2 separate regions of the Homo sapiens genome follow, and region 1 is linked to region 2. The links are chromatin loops, found by intact Hi-C in ENCODE. Cell type or tissue: PC-3. All regions are shown on one strand. Each heading gives the region's core, and the rest is flanking DNA. Links, peaks and the distances in the headings are about the cores only.

Region 1 (10,458 bases), core at 1,557-9,556, 270 kb after region 2:
TGGAGAAACCTGGAAGGGCATTTATAGTCTAATATGATATTAATTACTAAGTTAAACATTTTATTAGGAGAATAAAAAAATTCAGAAAAAAACAATATGGCGCAATTTTAAGTGAAAAGAAGTATAGATGATAATAGCTACCTTCAAGAGAACATGTAAAAGTAAATTCAATAACTCCTGGGGCAGGTTCAAAAGAGGTAATGCTGCATCAAAATGGCTATGTAAAGAATAATGGGGGCATATTACCATAATCGATATCAAGAAAATGGATATATGTATATAGCAGAAAAAATCTGGGGCTCATTTAAAATTAATTCTAGTTTTAAAAAAATCATTAACAAAAACGTATATTGTCATTAAAGAGAAATTTCCATTGAAGGAGAAGTTGAAAAAATTCTGTAGAGGTTCTATTGTATCTTAGTCTAACTCCTATCTTGATTCTGTGCAATGAAGCTATGTTATTAGGTAAAATAGTATTATAAATCAAGCTCTTTGGGAAATTTGCTGGCCTAGGTACATGACAGAGCCACATTTTATAATACAATTATGTAAATCATAACAAAGTCCCAGAGTTTAAGTGCTCATCCTTCTACGTGGAATGAAATTACTACAAAATGGTATCACAGCATTATGGAAATATTTCAGATCACGTTATAATCAAGTCAGAATAAACGGGGATTGAAACCACAGACATTATGTTAACATAAGAATGCTATTTATAAATTCAATTGTATCATAAAGGCATGGCTAAGCTAAAGCTAAAGTGAGAACTAACAAGTTCACCAGTAAAAGTTACCTGAATTTTATAACAGATGAATGATATCATACTCATCATTTTTTTAAAACACAAAGCTAACCAAATAATAAAAATCCTTTTTCCAGTAGATAGGAGTAGTGCCTTCTTCACTCTTTATAACCTGTTCCTGGGGTAATTTCCAACCTTTTCCAAGCCCTGGCACATGTAGAAAGTGCTAATATTCATGTAGCACATTTGGGACAATGGCAACCAACATCTCTCCCTGCCCATTTGTACCTCCATGCATACCGTGTACTGCTGCCCTGATTTTGAGAATATGGTATCATTCACCTAAAGAACACCAAGTGTGGAAAAAGCTCTTTCTACCCCCTAACATCCTCTAAATAGTGATATAACTCTTGGGGAAATGTATGAATAAATAAATCCATTGCAAGTTTAAATGAATTTTAAATGGTGTTTACCAAAAGGTGTTTTTTTTCGTTATGGTGCACAACAGCAGGCATGGTGATAAATCTCATTCAAGAAACAGATTTAGGAGGGGACAAAAATGCTAAGATTCTTTTACTCCATAATTTAAAAAGCCTGTTCTAACTCATACACTTTTAATTAGGCAATAAATACCAAGCAAAAGAAACTTAAAAATCATGACTCATTTCAAAACTTCATTACAGACATAAGAAGAGGTAGGGGAGCAGAAATACAGCCTTTTGTGTTTATAAATACCTCAAAGCCTCAAATAACCAACTGGAAAATATACATACAGAGTAAGAAAAGGAAAGCCTTTGACTTCACTGTTATGTTGAGATTATTTTGTAAAGACAAAAAGCAAAAAAATTTTAAAAAAATAAAAAGGAAATAGTATATGTATAATTTAAAAAAGAAAGTTATACAAACCATAAAAGAGTACCATAAACACACTCCTACTGAGCACATTTTAGAAAGATTATGAAACAAAATTTTTTGTTCATTAGATGAAGTCTCTTCAAAGGTGCTTTCTCTTCCTTTGTGAGTGAAAAAGCCCTTACCCCAAAGCCACAAAGTGAAATCTACCACCAAAGAGTGCTAATAAATAGCAGACTTCCTGCTTCAGTTGGTAAAACCAGCTGCTGATTTATTAGGTATCTAGAGCGGCAGGTTCATCCTGTTCCAGATAGGATACTCATCTGCAGCAAAGGCTACTTAGAGAGATTTCACACCTGCTGATGTGGGTTGGACTACATCTTCCTATAACTCGTTCCAGCATTCTTCCAACAGATGCACACGCTGCTTCTCCTTCCGGGAAACAGCACATGGAGTCCAAGCACTTGATACCTGCATTTGTTTCAGTAAGCTGCGGGAGGTGAAGCAGAAAACATCAGTTGTTTAAAGATATGGACTTCTGAAAAGCATTAGAACATTACAACAAGCACTTTCAAATCAAAGGTAACATATATAAACCTACATGTTTTTCTATAATATGGGAAACATATGAAAGGCTTTAATTTACTAGAGTATAACCATCCAAAATTATTTTAAAGCCTTGTATCCTAAATTAGAGGTCTAGTAAAATAATTATATAAATTAAGAAGCTGGATATTATGTAAATCTACTTTTAATGTTTCATTTTAATCATTTATTATGGTCAAAATGATTTCCATCAACCACTCAGGAATGTAATGAATTCCAATTCTGCATGGAGTTTTTCTTTAGGTGAAATGCTCCTGCAATTTCAATTAAAAATGTCTAGCCTGCAATTTCAATGAACAATGTCCAACAATTGAGATAAGTGGAGTATGAATTATCTTTAAGACTGGGAAATAACAATCAGGCAGGACCTCACCCCAATGTTCAGTAACAACAACAATGGCAGCAAACACTTTACGTATGCTTTACTATGTGCCAGGTTCTAAGCACTCTACATAGATCCACTCCATACTTATCTTTGAAAAAAGCATCATTTATCATAAATTGCTAAAAACTTTTAAGTGGCAATCATCCCATCATCAGCTCATCCTGCTTTGTAACAGTTAGCTGACAGTTTAATAAATTAAAATTTATTAAACAAGTGAATAAGTAGTACTATCAAGATTTGAAACTGAATTACTTTCTGAAAGTATGCAAGATTTATGTTGATTCAGGCATAAATAGCCCAGCAAGATAATTTTATTCCACACGACTAACAATTTTAACTGAGTAAAAATGAGGGGGAAAGATGGTATGACCACGTAGCTCGATGAATCCCAACCCTGGTTTTGTTTGTCAAAGATGCTCCGAAATTTTTCAAGGGCTGTTGTTTTAAAAAAAAAACACCTTATTTCAATTCACCTTCTTTTACATATATAACATCCTACGTAACACATCTTTTGAGGATAGAGAAGGAGAATAAATACAGGGCTGCACTTCCACGAAGGTTGGGAATCACCATGTGCTGGGTGCAGGCAACAGAGGATGTTTGTGGAGATGCTCACAATGAACAGAAGAGACGGACGTGATGGAACAGAAACCTGGCATTCTGAATGTAAACAACTGCTGATGTCCTGCAAGATCCATGCTCAGAAGATTCAACACCACACAGTGTGAAACAACATGGTTCTTATCTGGCAACTGCCTGATGACAGTGTCCTAGGATCAGCTAAGCACTGAGAAAGAGCCAAACTTGACTTGTTCTTTCGTTACAATACTCTTGGTTTAGAATTGTTTAGGGCACAGTTTCTTAAACTGTGTTTTGTAAGATATTTACAGACATTTCATGAAAAAAAAAAAGGGGGTCAGTGTTCAATTAAATTTGGGAAACACTAATTTAACAAAGTTCTAAACAGACTTTTAAAGTAGAGGACTGTGAAGTCAGGATACATGGTCATCTCCATGGGGGAAGCCTGAGATATCATAATTCTCCACTCATTTTCTTAGTGGGAGAAACCATACACCCCCACCCACCAACCAGCAAATATTAAGCAACACCAGGAGGATCATTCATATTCAGAGGAACAGTTTAGGAAATGCTGGTTTAGGTAACAGGATTTCATCAGTTTTCCAGTATTCTCTTTGGGTCCCTGGACTCCAGTTTTCCCAATCTCAAATTTACCCCTTGTAGCAACCCAGACTCCAGGGCTCCTACATGCTCAAAGGATAAAGCCCCACACCGCATGAAGCCTTGAAGGCCCTTTACAGCCTGACCCCAGGCTGCCTTTCCTGCTCTGCTTCCCAATGCTCTGGTGCAGTCTCCACTCCAGCCAACCAATGTTCCCTGCCTGTGGGCAACGTGTCGGGGCCTGCCATCAATCAGGGTCAGAATGCTGACCCCTACATCAGCGTTCAGCTTAAATCCTACCGTCTCCATTAACTTCCCTCACCTCTCCAACTATGAGTCATCTCTTTCTCTGATTCTATTTCACTGCTTATTTGTATCACTTAATTGGCACAAGCACTTAAACTTCTATTTATTGAGCAAGGTACTGTGCCACTTTCCACAGGGGATAGTAACCCTGTGCTCAATCCGGTGAGCTAAAGGTAAGGAAGAAGGTGGGAGAGAGGACAAGTCAGGAAGACATACCAACAGCAGTTACATTAGTGGAGTGCTCACCACGTATGCCCCAGTGACTATGTAAGATGCTTCTCATGGATTGTCTCACTGAAAACTTAAACAGCCCTTAGGAATAGGCATCATGATCATCCCCAGTTTACAGATGAGGAAACCGTTAAGAATTTGTTCAAGGTCACCCACTTAATCTGGGGCTTGAATCTTGGTTTCTTTGCTTGCAGAGCCCAAACCCCTTTACCATAGCACTTCCTGCCTTATGATTATAAGAGGCAGACTACTCAGAAAACAGGAGGGAAAGCTCAAACCCAGCTGCTGTTAGTGGTACTGGTGGGAGGGCATGAAGATTTGATGAAAAAGGTGGCATTTAAAATACATCTTAAAGGACTTAGCGGGGGGGGGCATTTCAATAGCAGGAGATGGGGGGGAAAAGATATTCCAGGCTGAAGGAGGAGAAAGAGTGGCTATGTGTGGGCAGCAGTGTGGTGTGTATTCCGCAGAAGCTTAGCCTAAGTGTAAGGGAGTGGTACTGTCCCCTTGCAAAAAGACCAGTTGTGACTCACAGTGTGGTCCATAGATCAATGCTGATCCATAAACACTATTACTGGCCCATGAAGAAATAAGCATTTCTAATCTGTGAGAATAAGAGCTTAGAAATTTTTACAGCAGTTGGACAAAGTATGTTTATAACTGTTAAATTCAATAATTTAAAAATTGGGGCTTATTTTATATATCTTTTAGATTTAATTTTCCTATAATTCATTTTTATTGTATTTGTAAAAGCACTGGCTCAAGATAAACTGGAAATTAAAACAAAACAAGAAAATAACAAACTGGTCCTTCACCACATTTACTTGGAGAGAACTAAACCAGAAACTCAAAAGAGCAAGGATCTTGTCTGACACTTTAGTTTAACAACATGTGCTTTGCTCAAAGCTGGTGCTCAATCAACTGGGAGAAATTCATCGAGATGACACCCAGAAGGTAGCCAGCGCTTGAGTATCCATATATGTGCAAGACACTGCCTTGGTCTGGATCTGACCCTGGTAATCATCTTGCTTTGCATTCATCACCTTTCACCTTATTTTTATTATTTTTAGAGACAGGGTCTTGCTCTGTCATCCAGGCTGGAGTGCAGTGGCACAATCGATCCTAGCTCACTGCAGTCTCAACCTCCTGGGCTCAAGCAATCCTTCCACCTCAGCCTCCTGGGTAGCTACTACAGGTGTGCGTCATCATGTCAGGCTAATTTTTAATTTTAGTAGAGACAGGGTCTTACTATACGGCCCAGGCTGGTCTCAAACTCCTGGCCTCCAGTGGTCCTCCCACCTCAGCCTCTCAAAGTGCCGGGATTACAGGTGTGAGCTACTGAGCCTGGCCATCCTTTGCTTTAAAACTGAAGGACAGTTATTAAAATATGGACATCCCAACAGAGAAGGTAAACATCTTGAAATGTCAAAAATTTTAAGAAATGACTTCTTCAGATCACTTTTTGAACTAAGTGTATATATATGTGAATATATAGTTTGTATGTATATGTTTCCTTTTTTCTCTAAAGAAAAAAAAGAACTCAGCTGCTTTTTTTTTTTTTTTTTTTTTTCTGGAGGCCGAGTCTCACTCTGTTGCCCAGGCTGGAGGCTGGAGTGCAGTGGTGTGATCTTGGTTCACTGCAACCTCCGCCTCCTGGGTTCAAGCAATTCTCATGACTCAGCCTCCTGAGTAGCTGGGACTACAGGCACACACCACCACGCCCAGCTAATTTTTTGCATTTTAGTAGAGATGAAGTTTCACCATGTTGCCCAGGCTGGTCTCAATCTTCTGAGCTCAGACAATCCGCCCACCTCAGCCTCCCAAAGTGCTAGGATTATAAGCATGAGCCACCGTGGCCAGCCTCAGCTGCTTTTAAAATGCTGAATGTTGGCTGTGTTTCTGTAAAGCTATCTATAGAAAATGCTATACTGTTCTCTAGCAAACCTCCAAGCTCTACTACTTTCCCATATATACATCTTTGATCTCAATATTCAGGAACTGGGAGCTCGGGCCAGAGTACCTGTATAGACATAGTTGCCAGTATAATTGGGTGAGGAGAATGGGAGTGGAGCATTTAGAGCCCATTTCATTCAAAGTAAGGAGAGGAAATCATTACATTTTTGGGGGAAATCATTACATGTTTTGGGAGACCACTTTTAAATAATAGAAAAGAAAAAAAAAGCATAGTAATGGGAGTGAGACCCCACCTAGTGGTACCAAGAGGTAACTTTTAATTTACTAGAAGTTGTGATTGGTAAGCCTCACTTTCCACCACACTTGCTCCCAGGAATGACCACATAATTTAGTGCTAGAAAGGCTGTCAAGCAAAACAACTATGTCTATTCAACATGACTATGCACAGATAATAAAAATGCTCATCTTCACAGAAATTGCCTTTTGAAATAAATTCTGGCTCACTGCTTTTATTTCCATTATTTTCATGTCAATGACAATAAACACTAAGACATTTCTTATTGCTTATACAAAATATTTTCCTGAAACCTTACAACCTTCCTTAAATCTTATAAATTTTAGAAAAATGTCTCACATTTCTAACATTTTTTAGTCACACCTATGACATTCTATCAAATCAAATAAAGGTTTTTGTTTTTTAAAGTTTAGATAATAACTGTCAAACAATTAACCATGCTAGGTCTTTTGCCCTTAAAGGTGTTCTATATACTGGATAATCAAAGTGAGCACCTTGCATGGCCTTCAAGGAGTTATTTGGAAAGAAGGCTTAAACTCTAATTTTAAAAACAAAAATGAAAAAAGAAGAGGTTTGTGTTTAAGGAAATGTTTTTCTTTTTAATGTAAAATCAAGTCATCAAATGTTACTGATTTTCAAATCTGATTAAGAATCATAAAATCTCTAAAACAAGTAATGAGCTTCATCTCATAATTCAGAACTGCAATGGAGATAGCCAGGTAGTGATGAAATCTGGGTAACTGGTATATCTTACTCAAGGCCTGTTTCTCCAAAACATTCTTCAAGCTCATATTCACTCTTCTAAACTCCCTTTCCTCTCTCCTTCCCTCTAAGTAAAATAAACAACTTAGAAAGATTGTTATAAAATACTTCCATACTGTCTTTTAGGGATTTCTTAAGAGAAGGAGATTTCTGTATGTATTACATACCTAAGAATATGGGCCAGGTGCGGTGGCTTACTTCTGTAATCCCAGACCTTTGGGAGGCAAGGAAGGTGAATCACTTGAGGCCAGGAGTTTGAGAACAGCCTGGCCAACAACGCGAAACCCTGTCTCTACTGAATATACAAAAATTAGCTGCGTGTGTAGTCCCAGCCCGTCTGTAGGCTGAGGCAGGAGAACTGCTTGAACCCAGGAGGTGGAGGTCGCATTGAGCCAAGATGGTGCTTCTGCACTCCAGCCTGGGCAGCAGAGTGAGACCCTATGTCTAGCTCAAAAAAAAAAAAAAAAAAAAAAAAAGAAAATAATAATATGAGAATTATATTGATTCGGTAAATTTATTTTAATAATCTGGCTTATTCTTAGTTTGAAAGAGGACTAAGGGCCTTTTGTTTTAATGTATTCTACTGGTTACATAAATAACAACATATGACTAGGAATTTGTAATTTAGGTGAGGAAGAAATTAATACCTGTGAAAAATGATAAAATCCCCAAATTTAATGCAGACGGTAAATTAATGTCACAGGCTGTAAGAGAGAATTCACTTATCATTCCTTGGCAAAAGTCACCATAATAAGGCTCCTGTTATTTAATGGGAACATTCTAAGAACCCAATTCTCAGCTGTACTGTACATTTAATGGACATATTAAAGCAAAGCAGTACCAGATCCACATCATATGAAATATCCACTAGAACTTAAATGTGTGGGGACCTTTTATTACAGAGGACACAATTTTATAGTTTTAGTCAGGTCTTAGGAGATTATCTGCTTTGTAGACTATCCAAGGCATAACATAAATCCTAGGCAGCAGCAAGCTCTTCACATGAGCTTTCTTTGGCGCTCAATCAGAGCCTATTAAAAAAGCCTAAACATCTTTCTATAGCAAGGCACAATGCAACAGAAATATACTGTAAATATAATCATATGAAGCATACCAAAACACACAAAAATTCAGGATTCTTTTGAATATCTTTTCAACTGATGATATTTAATAACAGAGTTGATTAATTTTTCATTTAGGGTAATCCACTAATCTAATTTAAAACTGTATCTTATAGAATAGTCCAGATTCTTCAAATTATTCTACCTGTTCCAGGGTCTGATTTATAGTGTGGTTAAAAGATTTACAATTTTCAAGTGGCTTTGTTACAAAGTTTCATCACTGCTTCTCCCATATGAGACAACAGCACTTTCTTGACTAGTAATTACAATAAATAAAATAGCAATTAGTCCAAATAATACAATTATTAGTGGCAGGAAATTTTATCCTCCATCATTACTACCAATCCAAATATTCTGCATATCCCTATTAGGTCTCGAAATGGTTGTCAGGGTTATTCCTCGAGAGAAGAGAAAATCAAGCTCTCATCAATTCTTCTTTCTTTCTTTTTTTTTTTTTTTGAGACGGAGTCTCACTCTGTCGCTCAGGCTGGAGTGCAGTGGTGCCATCTCAGCTCAATGCAAGCTCCGCCTCCCAGGTTTATGCCATTCTCCTGCCTCAGCCTCCCGAGTAGCTGGGACTGCAGGCATCCGCCACCACACCTAGTTAATTTTTGCTTTTGTATTTTTAGTAGAGACGGGGTTTCACCGTGTCAGCCAGGATGGTCTCGGTCTCCTGACCTCATGATCCACCCGCCTCAGCCTCCCAAAGTGCTGGGATTACAGGCGTGAGCCACCATGCCCGGCCTTCTTCTTCTTCTTCTTTTTTTTTTTTTTAAAACAGATACAACTATGAAAATTTATGAGCCAGGTGTGGGGGTTCACGCCTATATCCCAGCACTTTGGGAGGCTGAGGCAGGTAGATCGCTTGAGCCCAGGAGTTTGAGACCAGTGTGTGCAACACGGCGAGACCCAGTCTCCACAAAAAATACAAAAAACTACCTGGGCATGGTGGGATGCACCTGTAGTTCCAGCTACTGGGGGAGAGGGGTCGAGGGTGGGAGGACCGCTTGAGCCCGGGAGGTCGAGGCTGCAGTGAGCCATGATCGTGCCACTGCACTCTAGCCTGGGAGATGGAATGAGGCCCTGTCTCAAAGAAAAAATTTATGAAAAGAATGGAAAGTTTGTTGAATAGCAGCAGTCAGCAGAAAATTTCTCAGTACTAAGTCTAAGCACCCTACTCTTTGATCATTCAACTTAAGAGGTGACTTAGATAAGTAATTCAGTATCCAACTATATTAAGATGGGTAAATGATACACAACTACAACTTCAAGGGGGAAAATGATTTCAGAGATAACAGAAATAGCATGACATTTTCAAAAGGAGAAGTAAAAAGGAGTATTTTCTTGAATGTAAGACAATAGGTTGTGAGAATATCTTCACAGCTTAGAATGTGAGGTGAAGTCTGATTTATCTTTGGAACTCTAAAGAGAGATTGACAAAATTTTCAGGGATGGACATATGAAAAATGTAAAGACCACAAAAAAGGAAAACAACGAAACTAAAACAACATATGAGGAACAGTGAAGGAATTAGTAAAGAAATGGAAATGTCAGGTCAGGTGTCCCATGACATGCCCCCCAAGCATGAGAACTTAGCGGATGAGTGCCCGGGAAGGTCCAGCGCAGTACTACCTAGTGCACGCAACAACTGTCCTGCTGGCTGCAAGCCTCAGCTAGCAGGTGCCTACTGTCCTCCCCTCTGTGCTGGCTTTCAGCAAATTCATATGCTGAGCTGACTGAACCCTTATCTTCTTCCATCTGGAAGGACAGAAAAGCAACAAGTCTCATATTACAGAATGATACTCTTCACCATATAGAGGTTTAAGATCAAAGCAACAAGTTGGCATTCACAATCTGAGGCACAAAAGAATGTTCAAAGAACAGTACATTTACTGTCACAAAAGAGGGCTAATGGGAACTTCTTAAGGGGAACACAAGCACACAAAATAAAGCCATGATTTTTCAGTGCACGAAGCTCTAACTAAACATATATTACAGCTAAGTTAAAACCAAATTTCTTTCAATAAAATTCAGTTTCTTCTATTAAATTCATTTGCCACCA
Region 2 (10,458 bases), core at 894-8,893:
AAGGTAGAGTTGGGAGGCTGTTGCTAAGAGCCTCCCGTTGATGCACTGAAGGGAGAAAGTAACAGGGTCAGACTAATTATCGATTTAAAACACAGGATCAGAATCAGGGGGCCTCCCTGCCAACATTTAGCCTCTCATCTCCTACAGCAGAGGCAGACTGGGCTGGTAAAAGTGGCAGAATTTGAGAGAAGGAAGAATTCTCAGCCTAGGCGAGTCTGCCATCTGGTCATTTTGGACTCCTAGTGCCAGTAGATGAGTCATTAGATCCTGAGAGGGAAGATAAGGGACCCAAAAACTGGGAATGAGGATGTCTGGGTAAATGCCCTTGACCTCCTGGGCTGGCAGCAGTGGCCTACTTCGCCTTGTACTACAAAGTACAGCCAAGGACCAACTGTAGCAGCAGGCGGCAGCCGTAGATTTAGTTAAGTAGGATTCTTGCTGTGTTCCCTAGTGGAAGTGTCTCCCTCAGGTACTGTCCCTTGAGGAGTACCTCCTTCTGATGACCAGGACCCATTTCTCCTTCCAGTATGGTAACTGCTCTCTTTGCCTGCTGGTCTCCTGGCATGAGGACAAAGAGATAGGATTCCTCATGCCAGTAGGGCTAGGGCCTGGCTGGGGGAAGGGAAGAAGGTGAGATTCACTTAAGACGGTTCCCAGTCCCCTAAGACTATGCGGAAGCCTCAGATGAGGCATACAAGGCAATGTTTGCCCTTTCCAAGATCTGTCCCCACCTCCCTTCCTGAACCCTTTCAGAATAATAACTAGGATCAAATGACAACATGACCTGACTGGAGAAGGGGCACACAGGCCTGTGGGGGTTAACTCAAAATGTGAGAGTCTTTGAACTGTGCTTTAATGCCCCCTAAAGAAGGTGCATAGCAGAAGTCCAGTTAGTGCACTTCCTCTTAGGCACCCCAGTGCCTGCACCATGGGCTCGGAAATGGAGAAGCCTTGGTAGCAGAATTGAACCCAGCAGTGCTCGGCCCCAGCAGTGAGGGCTCCATGTCTTCAAGACTGCTCTAGCTGCTACCACTTTTAAATGTCCGACATGCCAGCAGAGGTCAGTGCTGAGCCCCCAGTTTGGTACTGTCCCTTGAGAAGACAAGTTGATTTTACCAGACCCCTTCAGGTTAGAAAGTACAGTGTGTGATCAATCATAAGCGTTGCTTTTTTTTTTTGCGATAGAGTTTCACACTTGTCGCTCAGGCTGGAGTGCAACGGCACCATCAGGGATCACTGCAACCTCCACCTCCTGGGTGCAAGTGATTCTCCTGCCTCAGCCTTCCGAGTAGCTGGGATTACAGGCTCATGCCACACCCAGCTAATTTTTGAATTTTTAGTAGAGGAGACAGGGTTTCACCATGTTGACCAGGCTGGTCTTGAACTCCTGACCTCTAGTGATCCATCCCCCTCTGCCTCCCAGAGTGCTGGGATCACAGGCATGAGCCAGCGCGCCAGGCTGTATAACACTGCTTTGATCAGGGGACTCAGTATGGCAAAAGAGAATCAGCCATAGACGTGATCACAGGACAGAGTCTTACCACTGCATTCAGAAGCTGGTGCCTGACAGAGTAGTGGGACAGCCTCTTGAGAGTGAGGCGGGGCAGCAGTTTGGACATGGCACTGCGGGGATGGAGTGCTGTCCCTCAGGATGCAGCATACAACTGAACCAATGGCTGTATTATGGTGAAGTGCCCCCAAGAGGCAGAGTATATGAATCTGGGAGCCAAGAAGTCAAATGAGTTGTGACCTTGCCCATCATGACTCTAGTGATGAACACGGGGACATTGTTTTCTCCCCATGTCTCCAACTTTAACCTCAGTGGGTCTCAACAAGGGAGATGCTTCCACTAGGGAACACAGCAAGAATCCTACTTAACTCAATCTGTGGCTGCCACCTGCCACTGCAGTTGGTCCTTGGCTGTGCTTTGTCATCATTCCCTCCTACTCATTCTAGACATCCCTCTCCCCATCAGGCACTTCTACTGGTGGCATGTATAGTGGGGGTCCTAGACTCTTATCAGGCTATGGTTCTTGGACTTGGCCATCATAGTTACAGCTGGGCATGGGAGTATTGCGAGATGTCCTAGTGGATCACCTGAGCATCAGACATGTCCCTCTCGGCCTTTGTTAAGCAGCAGCCCTACCTCCTCACCACGACTAGGACCCGTTTCTCCTTCCACTATGGTAACTGCTCTCTTTGCCTGCTGGTCTATTGACATGAGGAGAAAGGGAAAGGATTCCACGTGCCAGCTGGGATGGGGTCTGGGTAGGGGAAGGGAAGAAGGTAAGATTCAGTAAGGACCTACACAACTTCCAGATGGGACAGTCAGCAGACAGGTGGGTGTGCTGTTTACTGGCAGCTTACAGTAAAAATAAAGGGCTGGGCGCGGTGGCTCACGCCTGTAATCCCAGCACTTTGGGAGGCCGAGGCGGGAGGATCAGGAGGTCAAGAGATTGAGACCATCTTGGCCAACATGGTGAAACCCCGTCTCTACTAAAAATACAAAAATTGGCTGGGCGTGGTGGCGCATGCCTGTCGTCCCAGCTACTCGGGAGGCTGAGGCAGGAGAATCACTTGGACTCAGGAAGCGGAGGTTGCAGTGAGCTGAGATGATGCCACTGCACTCCAGCCTGGAAACAGAGCAAGACTCCATCCAAAAATAAAAAAATAATAAAATAATAAAAAAAATAAAGGTTATAAGCTAAGACTGTTTTACTGACTTGGATGGTGCTGAAAATTTTTAATTCTGAATTCACTTTGCCTCTGATTTGCAAAGTTCTGGCCATGTGAAAGACATAAAAATGAGAATAACTGTTGTACCTCAGAGCTAACAGAGGAAGAACCTGTCTGCCAGCCTTACTACAGGTCCCTCGTCGGGTACCTCAGGGTCTCCAAGGGGGCCTAGGAGCTATCCGGTATAGCACGTCATGGTTGTTTCTTTGCCAATTTTTGTGGCATTTCCTTTTGGGCCTAGATAATTTAGTTACTTTCATTATCTTTTTTTTTGTGTTATTCAAACTTATTGGGGCACTCTAGTATTTCAATGAAGAAAATAAGTTCTAGCAAACAGCCCTCTCTGGAGAGATGGTGGGTTATTTTACATATCTGACCAATTGGTTTTAACTATTTTAAGTTTCCTTTTCTGATTATTAAAGGAGTACACATGTAGAATGTCAGGAATTTAGAAAATACAGGAAAGTACAAATAAAAATACAAATCCAACATAACCAGATATAATCACCATTAATATCTTCTTGCAGACGTTGTCTATAGAAATGCATGATTTGGTCAGTTGTGGTGGCTCATGCCTGTAATCCCAACACTTTGGGAAGCCAAAGCAGGAGGATCACTTGATATCCAGGAGCTTGAGACCAGCCTGGGCAATATCGCAAGACCCCATCTCCACAAAAACTTTTGAGACGGAGTTTCACTCTTGTTGCCCAGGCTGGAGTGCAATGGCACGAACTTGGCTCACTGCAACCTCCACCTCCCAGGTTCAATTGATTCTCCTGCTTCAGTCTCCCGAGTAGCTGGGATTACAGGTGCCCACCACCACACCTCGCTAATTTTTGTGTTTTTAGTAGAGACGGCAGTTTCACCATTGTGGCCAGGCTGGTCTCAAACTCCTGACCTCAGGTGATCCGCTTGCCTCGGCCTCCCAAAGTGCTGAGATTTACAGGCATGAGCCACTGCACTGGACCTACAAAAAATTTTTTTTAAAAATTAGCTGGGCATGGTGGTGGGTGTCTGTAATCCTAGCTATTTGGCAGGCCAAGGTGAAAGGATTGCTTGAGCTCAGGAGGTTGAGGCTGCCGTAAGCCATGATTGTACCACCGCACCTCTCCTGGGCAAGAGTAAGGCCCCATTGCAAAACAAAGATATGCATGATTTTTTTTAAATGGAGCCATACTAAAATTGGGGTGACCTTATATTTTAATCTTATTGGAAATTTTCCATTAAAATTCTGATGAAATGGGCAAGGCTTTGACTGAACCAAACTAGACGTATTGGCTTGCCCTTCCCTCCTGCCACTCATCTTTGGGCTTATTCCAATCCAGAACATTTGAGGGCAGCTGGTGGCTGAGCTGGGAGGTAAAGCTAGGTTATAAAGTTTCTTTGACCTACAGCCCCTCCCTCCCCCAAGCTTCCAGCAGCTCTGAAAGTCTAAGACAGCCAGCTCAGACTGCCTTAGGAGCTGGCAGGGACTTTGACAACAGAAATGCACGGGAAAAAAAAAATGTGCCCTGAGAATGTCAACATGTGGAATCTGAAAGCAATTAATTAGATGTTCTCAAGAATGATTCACTTCCTCTTAGCCAAAGATAGGCTTGCAAATGAAATAGACGTTTCAGCTATAGACCAGCCTAAGATATCCACGTTTATACTCTGGGCCACCAAGCAAAATATTGTAACCGAGCCTAGTACCCCTGGAAACATTTTGGAACTCTCTCCTGTTGGGAGCTCTGGAGAGCTACTGGGATGGATCAGACAGAATGTGACACCATGTATTAAATCCTAGAAGACAGAGAGGGGAAATTGGTTAGCAGCACACACAACACAATGATGAAGGGCTCAAACTCAGGTCTCAAAGACCCAGCCTCAAGTGCAGCTCCATCTCTTTGGATGGATTCTATAGCCTGTCTGTGCTTAAGTTCTTTTTATCATTCATTTTACAAAATGGAGATAATACTGTACAGTCTTGCCATGAGGATTAAATGAGATGAAGCCCTTAGGCTTGCGCCTAGATCTCTGAAAGCATGGAATTGTTAGCAGTTAGTTACCCCCTGGTTCTTCCAAGTGAAAGGAAGGAAAGCCCAGGGGGTTTAGGCATTGCTTTTAAGCAGCTCACCACTTCCCACCCCCAAGTGAAAATGATATCCTTTAGTTCATGTGATAGAGATGGTCCTTAAAAAGTTGTGCATAATTGGCCAAGCGCGGTGGCTTACGCCTGTAATCCCAGCACTTTGGAAGGCCAAGGTGGGCGGATCACGTGGTCAGGAGATCGAGACCATCCTGGCCAACATGGTGAAACCCTGTCTCTACTGATATTACAAAAAAATTAGCTGGGCATGGTGGCATGCGCCTGTAGTCCCCAGCTACTCAGGAGGCTGAGGCAGGAGAATCACTTGAACCCGGGAGGCGGAGGTTGCAGTGAGCCGAGATCGTGTCACTGCACTCCAGCCTGGCAATAGAGCGAGACTCCGTCTCAAAAAAAAAAAAGAAAAAGAAAAAAAAAGTTGTGCATTGAGAAAAATCTAGTTTGAAAGACAATAAAAATAGAATTTGCCCATTTAATATCTATGGATTGAGAGCTACCGCTGAACCAGCAGGATCTACAATGGTCTCTTTGTGCCATCCACTGGACAGTAAGGGAAACACCATGATTTTGTCTTCAAAGTCTATAATTTACCAAAAATATGTATGCTGGTGAGAATAATTTCAGCTCATTACTAGGTTCACTTGTTAATAAATTTCATTCCATTTGTTTAAGCAAAATAAAAAAGCTTAGAATTCTAAGCACTAAATGTGAACACTAGATTTCCTAAACCATTCAGCTTATCTGATATGCACCAGAAAGATTGTCGACTAAGGGTTTCAAAAGAGAATACTCTCACCAGTCCTTATCTGCAGGAATTCTCATCGCCCACCTTTCCCATTCTTGTCCTTCTCCACCAATACTCCTTATGCTTATCTGATACATAGACTGAGAGTGCCCCAGAGACTCAGGGTGTATCTGCTCCAACACACCACTAGATCTTGGCTGGGACAAAAGTCGTTCCATTCATTTTCCAAGAATACAACTATCACTTAGAATTTTGCTATAATCAGCTGGGCATGGTGGCTCACGCCTGTAATCTCACACTTTGGGAGGCCAAGGCAGGTGGATCACCTGAGATCAAGAGTTCGAGACCAGCCTGACCAATATGGTGAAACCCTGTCTCTACTAAAAATACAAAAATTAGCCAGGCATAGTGGCATGTGCCTGTAGTCCCAGCTACTCTGGAGGCTGAGACAGGAGAATTGCTTGAACCCGGGAGAAGGAGGTTGCTGTGAGCCAAGATCACGCCACTGCACTCCAGCCTGGGCGACAGAGCGAGACCCCTGTCTCAAAAACAAACAAAAAAACAAAACAAAACAAAACAGTTTTGCTATAATCAGATTGAATATTTGTCAAGAGCCTGTGTGTTTGGCATGGTTTTTCTGAGGGGTGTGTGTGTGTGTGTGTTTGCTCTGTTTCTTTTTAAAGCCATTTATTATCCTTATAATGTTTCTTTCCCTGAGTGTTTATGAGGATGAGACAATGGCAGACAAACCTCCCTGAAATGTAAGTAATAATAGCACACCTGGAGTGCCCAGAGCTGTTTTGAGACCCTCTCTTTAGTATTATTGTAATTGCTATACACAATAATCATAACAGGTACTATTTGTTGAATTCCTATGATGTACCAGGCATTTTTCTTTATCAGAAGATTTGCTAATCCTCATACCAAGACTGCAAAATCGATGTTATTATCTCCATTTTAGAGATAAGGAAGCTGATGCTCAAGAGGTTAAGTGATGTATCCAAGATCACACAGCTAGTGAGTGACAGAGTGAGAATCAGGTCTGACTGCCCTCAGGTCTGACTGACTCCAGAGCACCTTCTCCTGCCATGGGGCAATGGGCCTCTCAGTTGTTCCCTCACATGCCTGTGACTGGCCAGATCCTGAGTCTGAGATTTTGGGGTCCCCTCAGTGCTGCCAGCTCCTTAGTGCCTAAGACTCTTAGGGCCTCAGAGCCCATGACCAGTGAATCCAGCAGGGGATTAAATATGCAGATGATGTAAGACAGCAAAAGTCAGCCCAGGAGGTGGGCATGATGGCTCACATCTGTAATCCCAGCACTGTGGGAGGCTGAGGTGGGCAGATCAGTTGAGCTCAGGAGTTCAAGACCAGCCTGGCCAACATGGTAAAACCCCATCTCTACCAAAAAATACAAAAATTAGCTGGGTGTGGTGGCATGTGCCTGTGGTCCCAGCTACTCAGGAGGCTGATGTGGGAGGATCAGTTCAACCCAGGAAGTCAAGGCTGCAGTGAGCCGTGATCACACAACTGCACTCCAACCTGGGTGACAAGCCAGACTCTGTCTCCAAAATAAATAAATAAAAGCCCAGGGCTGGGACTGGAAGGCCTGGGTGAGGAAGGGAACATGATCTCTAGGAGTCAGGACACCCCGGTCCTGGCCCTGACTCAGCTCCCACAGGGCCTTAAGCCAGTCCCCACAAGGCACACAGCCTGGTGGTCAATTACCATCCCTGGCGGGGCACCCTGTGAGCCGCACTTTCCTCCGCAGAGAACCAGGGGCTTTGCCTGCAGGATGCTCTCTAAGGTTTTCTGGTTCTGAGAATTCTGAGTTTCTTCCAGGAGCCCTGGGGGATACCTGGTGAATAGGTTACTGTCTCTGCTGGCAGGAACCCGGGGCCTGGAGGGAGACAGGCGAGGGCACACCCAGAGCAGCTGCAGTTTGTCTCAGGAGAGACGTGTCACCCAAGGGCTTGGATGAGACTCCCCCACCTCCGCAGCCCCCCCTCCTGCTTTGTCTCCTAGGATAGAACAAAGCATGATAGGATGAGGTGGGACAGATGAGGACTTCACACACTCTAAGGGTAAATATTGTTCCGTCCGCTTGTGTTTGAATTGTATAAATGTGTTTCTGCGTGTATGCTGTGTTAGGGGGTAAAATTTGCATCTCCCTGAGGTTGCACTCTAAGGTGTATGGAAAACCTGGCTCTAGACTAAACCAGGCCCCCCGTGGTGCTCCAGGCATCCCCACCCTCACCTGTGGCACCCGGAGCTCCTGCTGTCACTGGCCCAGGTGGGTCCTGTGTCTTTCTCTGCGTTGTCAGGGCCTGCGCTGACAGTCCCCCACAGGGAGGTGGAATCTGGGGTTGACAGCACTGGGAGGATCCTTCCTCTTTCCACGTTCAGGCAAATCCTCGCCTGGAGGCAGGGAATGGGCTAGAGGAAACAGTTGACTGTTTCAGATGACCCTGAAACAGTTGAGTCCAGGGTCTGAGAGCCCCTCTGTGCCCAGCGCTGTGCCCCCTTCCCTTCCCCGCTTCCCTGCAGGGCCCGCGAGAGCAGGGAAAGCAGCTGCCAGCTCCAGGCAGTCATTTTACCCCAGGTGCCACTTACCCTGCAGAGGGGCTGGAACCAACTAATCATTTTACCTGGAGGTACCACTTACCCTGCGGAGGGGCTAGAGCTTGTCAGGTTTTTCAGTTCCTGTGTCGCCTCCCAGCCCTGCCCACCCCAGGCTGTGGCTGCCTATGGCTGACGAAGGCTCCTGAGCCAGGCCCAACCGCCAGCCTCCCAGTGGGTGGCTCTATGGTCCCTAGCAGCCCTGGCATCATCCGGGGCACAGAGGCCATGGACCCTGGAGACACAGCCCTTCCTATTCATGCAGGGGATGGTCAAGGGCATGGCTCCCTCTGTCCCTCTATCCCTCCATCACAGAACTTTCAGCAAGACAATCATTCTTCCATTCTCACTGCTTGCTCCTGGCATAAGGGGACCCCAGGGCTGGATGACTTCTCTAAAGAGGAGTCTTGGGTTTCCTTAGATGCTCCCAAGTCCTGTCTGGAGGATGAAGGCAGGGGGCACATCCCTGAGGCAGTTTCTCCTCTGCCCTCCACCCCTTGCCCCTCCCACCTCCTGGGACTAGGAACTCAACCAGGACTTGCTTCAACCTGAGAGGAGGGTGTCCAGCCCCCTCGGAGCCTGCCAGAGTCAGGCAGGATTTCAGAGGGGCCTCCAGGGAGGTGCTGCCCAGCTGCCCCCCCGCCCCCATGTTACTCACACAGCCCCCACTGATCTGCTCTGGGGAGGGCCTGGGGCCCAGAACGTGGCTTGTTGGGGGCTTGGGGCAGCAGCCCAGGAGACGCTACTTGTGCTGCCTGCTCACCCAGATAACTGCAGCTCCCTCCACTGCCGCCTACCGCCCTCTGGCCATGCCTCTGCCCAGAATGCCCTCCCTCTCCAGTCCTGTCTGCCCCTCAAGTCCTGCCCAAACCTCCCTGAATTCTCGCCTGAGCAGACACTTTCCTAGCACGGCTCCCGCCGCGTAGACTACTCAGCTGACCCTCGGTCTGGGGCTGTCCTGTGTTGGGACCTTTCTGCAGATGCTCTGCTCCCTACCCTGGCTTGTGAGCCATGTGGGGCAGAGACTCCATCTCACTCAGAGCGAGGGTAAAGAGCAGGAGTGCTGGAGAAGACAGCTGCCCTGCCACAGGCCAAGAGGACTTGGCCAAGTGACCATTGCTGTCTGTTTCCCCAACTGTAAAGGGGGCTGAGACCCTTACAGGGTTGTGAGGCTTAAACTTTGACAAATGCCTAACATACCACCAGGCACAGGGCAGTTGTTCAGTATTTGGCAGTGGCTGCTGTTCCCCACAGTGTCCAACACCGCCCCAGGGATGTAACATGTGCGCCATAGACAAGACTGATGGATTAATTAATCAGTTCACTGCAGAGAGAGGCAGGATGGATGCACTTGCTTGTTCCTCTGATTTTCCCTTATGGGGAGCAGTGACACTTGGCAGAGGCTGCCAGGGAGATGGGAAATGGACATTAATTAGGGGAGAGAAAAGGAGGCAAGGAGGGGAGGGTGAGAAAGAGACAGGGGAGGAGGAAGGGAAGGAGGCGTGGTTAGAAGACTGGCAAACACAAAAAACAATGACTGTTTTCTTGGAGGAACGGGGAGGTAGGGCCATGAACAGCATGTGGACGCGCCTTCTCGGTGAATTACGGCATCTCGGCGCTGGAAAAGCAGCCTGGAGATCACAGACCCCCTCACAGCCCAGCGCAGTGCAGGCCCTTGGAGAGCAGGAGTTAGAGATGGGGAGGACCGTGCCTGCAACAGGCACTGCCTGCTACACCCTGCCATGGGCAGAGGGGATGTCCTCCCACCCCACAGAGGCCCCATCCTTCCCTTTCTCTCCCTAAGGCTGCTCCAGCAGGGAGTTTAGCTCCATGGACACCTTTGAAGACTGTGAAGGCGCAGAAGACATGGAAAAGGAGAGCAGTGCTCTGAGTGTAATTACTTCCCTTTTGTTTCTTTCATCTTCTTCCCTCCTTCCTATTCATCAGCTCCTCCTGCCTCCTGTCCCTAGCCTCCATCCCTCTCCCCCTCCTCAGGATTCTCACCCATAAGGACCTGGTTAAGCCAGGGAGCCGAGGTCACCAGACCCTCAAACTGGCTCTGACCCTCCTAGTCCAGCATGTCCCCACGTGGCTGTCTCCTTGGCGGTGCGCTGGTGTCCGGTCATAACTGGGGCTCCCGCTGAGAGCCCCGTGGCCCAGGTGGGAGGGCTGGGGTGGGCCTCAGCCTGCCAGCGGGAGTCACCACCTTGCCCGGTCTGGCCACAGCCTCCAGCAATAACTCTGAGGGTGCACCCGTCCCCTCCCTTCCAGCTCG

The links. Hi-C counts contacts between places; a loop is a spot of excess contacts. Peaks named below come from ENCODE experiments on the same cell type or tissue, not always from the same donor. Only the 100,000 strongest peaks of a DNase experiment are listed, where the experiment ranks them.
Region 1: it touches region 2 in a loop (3-fold over the local background); 5 of 110 quality-filtered maps call a loop at or near these places.

What each region holds. Positions count from the first base shown.
Region 1 is chr3:182,905,490-182,915,947 of GRCh38, reverse strand. It overlaps ATP11B (ATPase phospholipid transporting 11B (putative)), which reads right to left. Exons shown (of 30, transcript NM_014616.3): 29 at 1,954-2,087. Among named protein-coding and RNA genes, the nearest start is that of DCUN1D1, 70 kb to the left of the region's middle. RefSeq lists a silencer at 1,767-1,906. In PC-3, for the core only: a CTCF peak has its summit at 6,497; no DNase peak of the experiment used is centred there.
Region 2 is chr3:183,179,689-183,190,146 of GRCh38, reverse strand. It overlaps MCF2L2 (MCF.2 cell line derived transforming sequence-like 2), which reads left to right. Exons shown (of 30, transcript NM_015078.4): 28 at 9,988-10,076; 29 at 10,455-10,458. Among named protein-coding and RNA genes, the nearest start is that of LAMP3, 22 kb to the right of the region's middle. In PC-3, for the core only: CTCF peaks have their summits at 1,057 (motif pointing right) and 5,358 (motif pointing left); DNase peaks (open chromatin) are centred at 4,216 and 5,356; H3K27ac peaks cover 1,586 bases.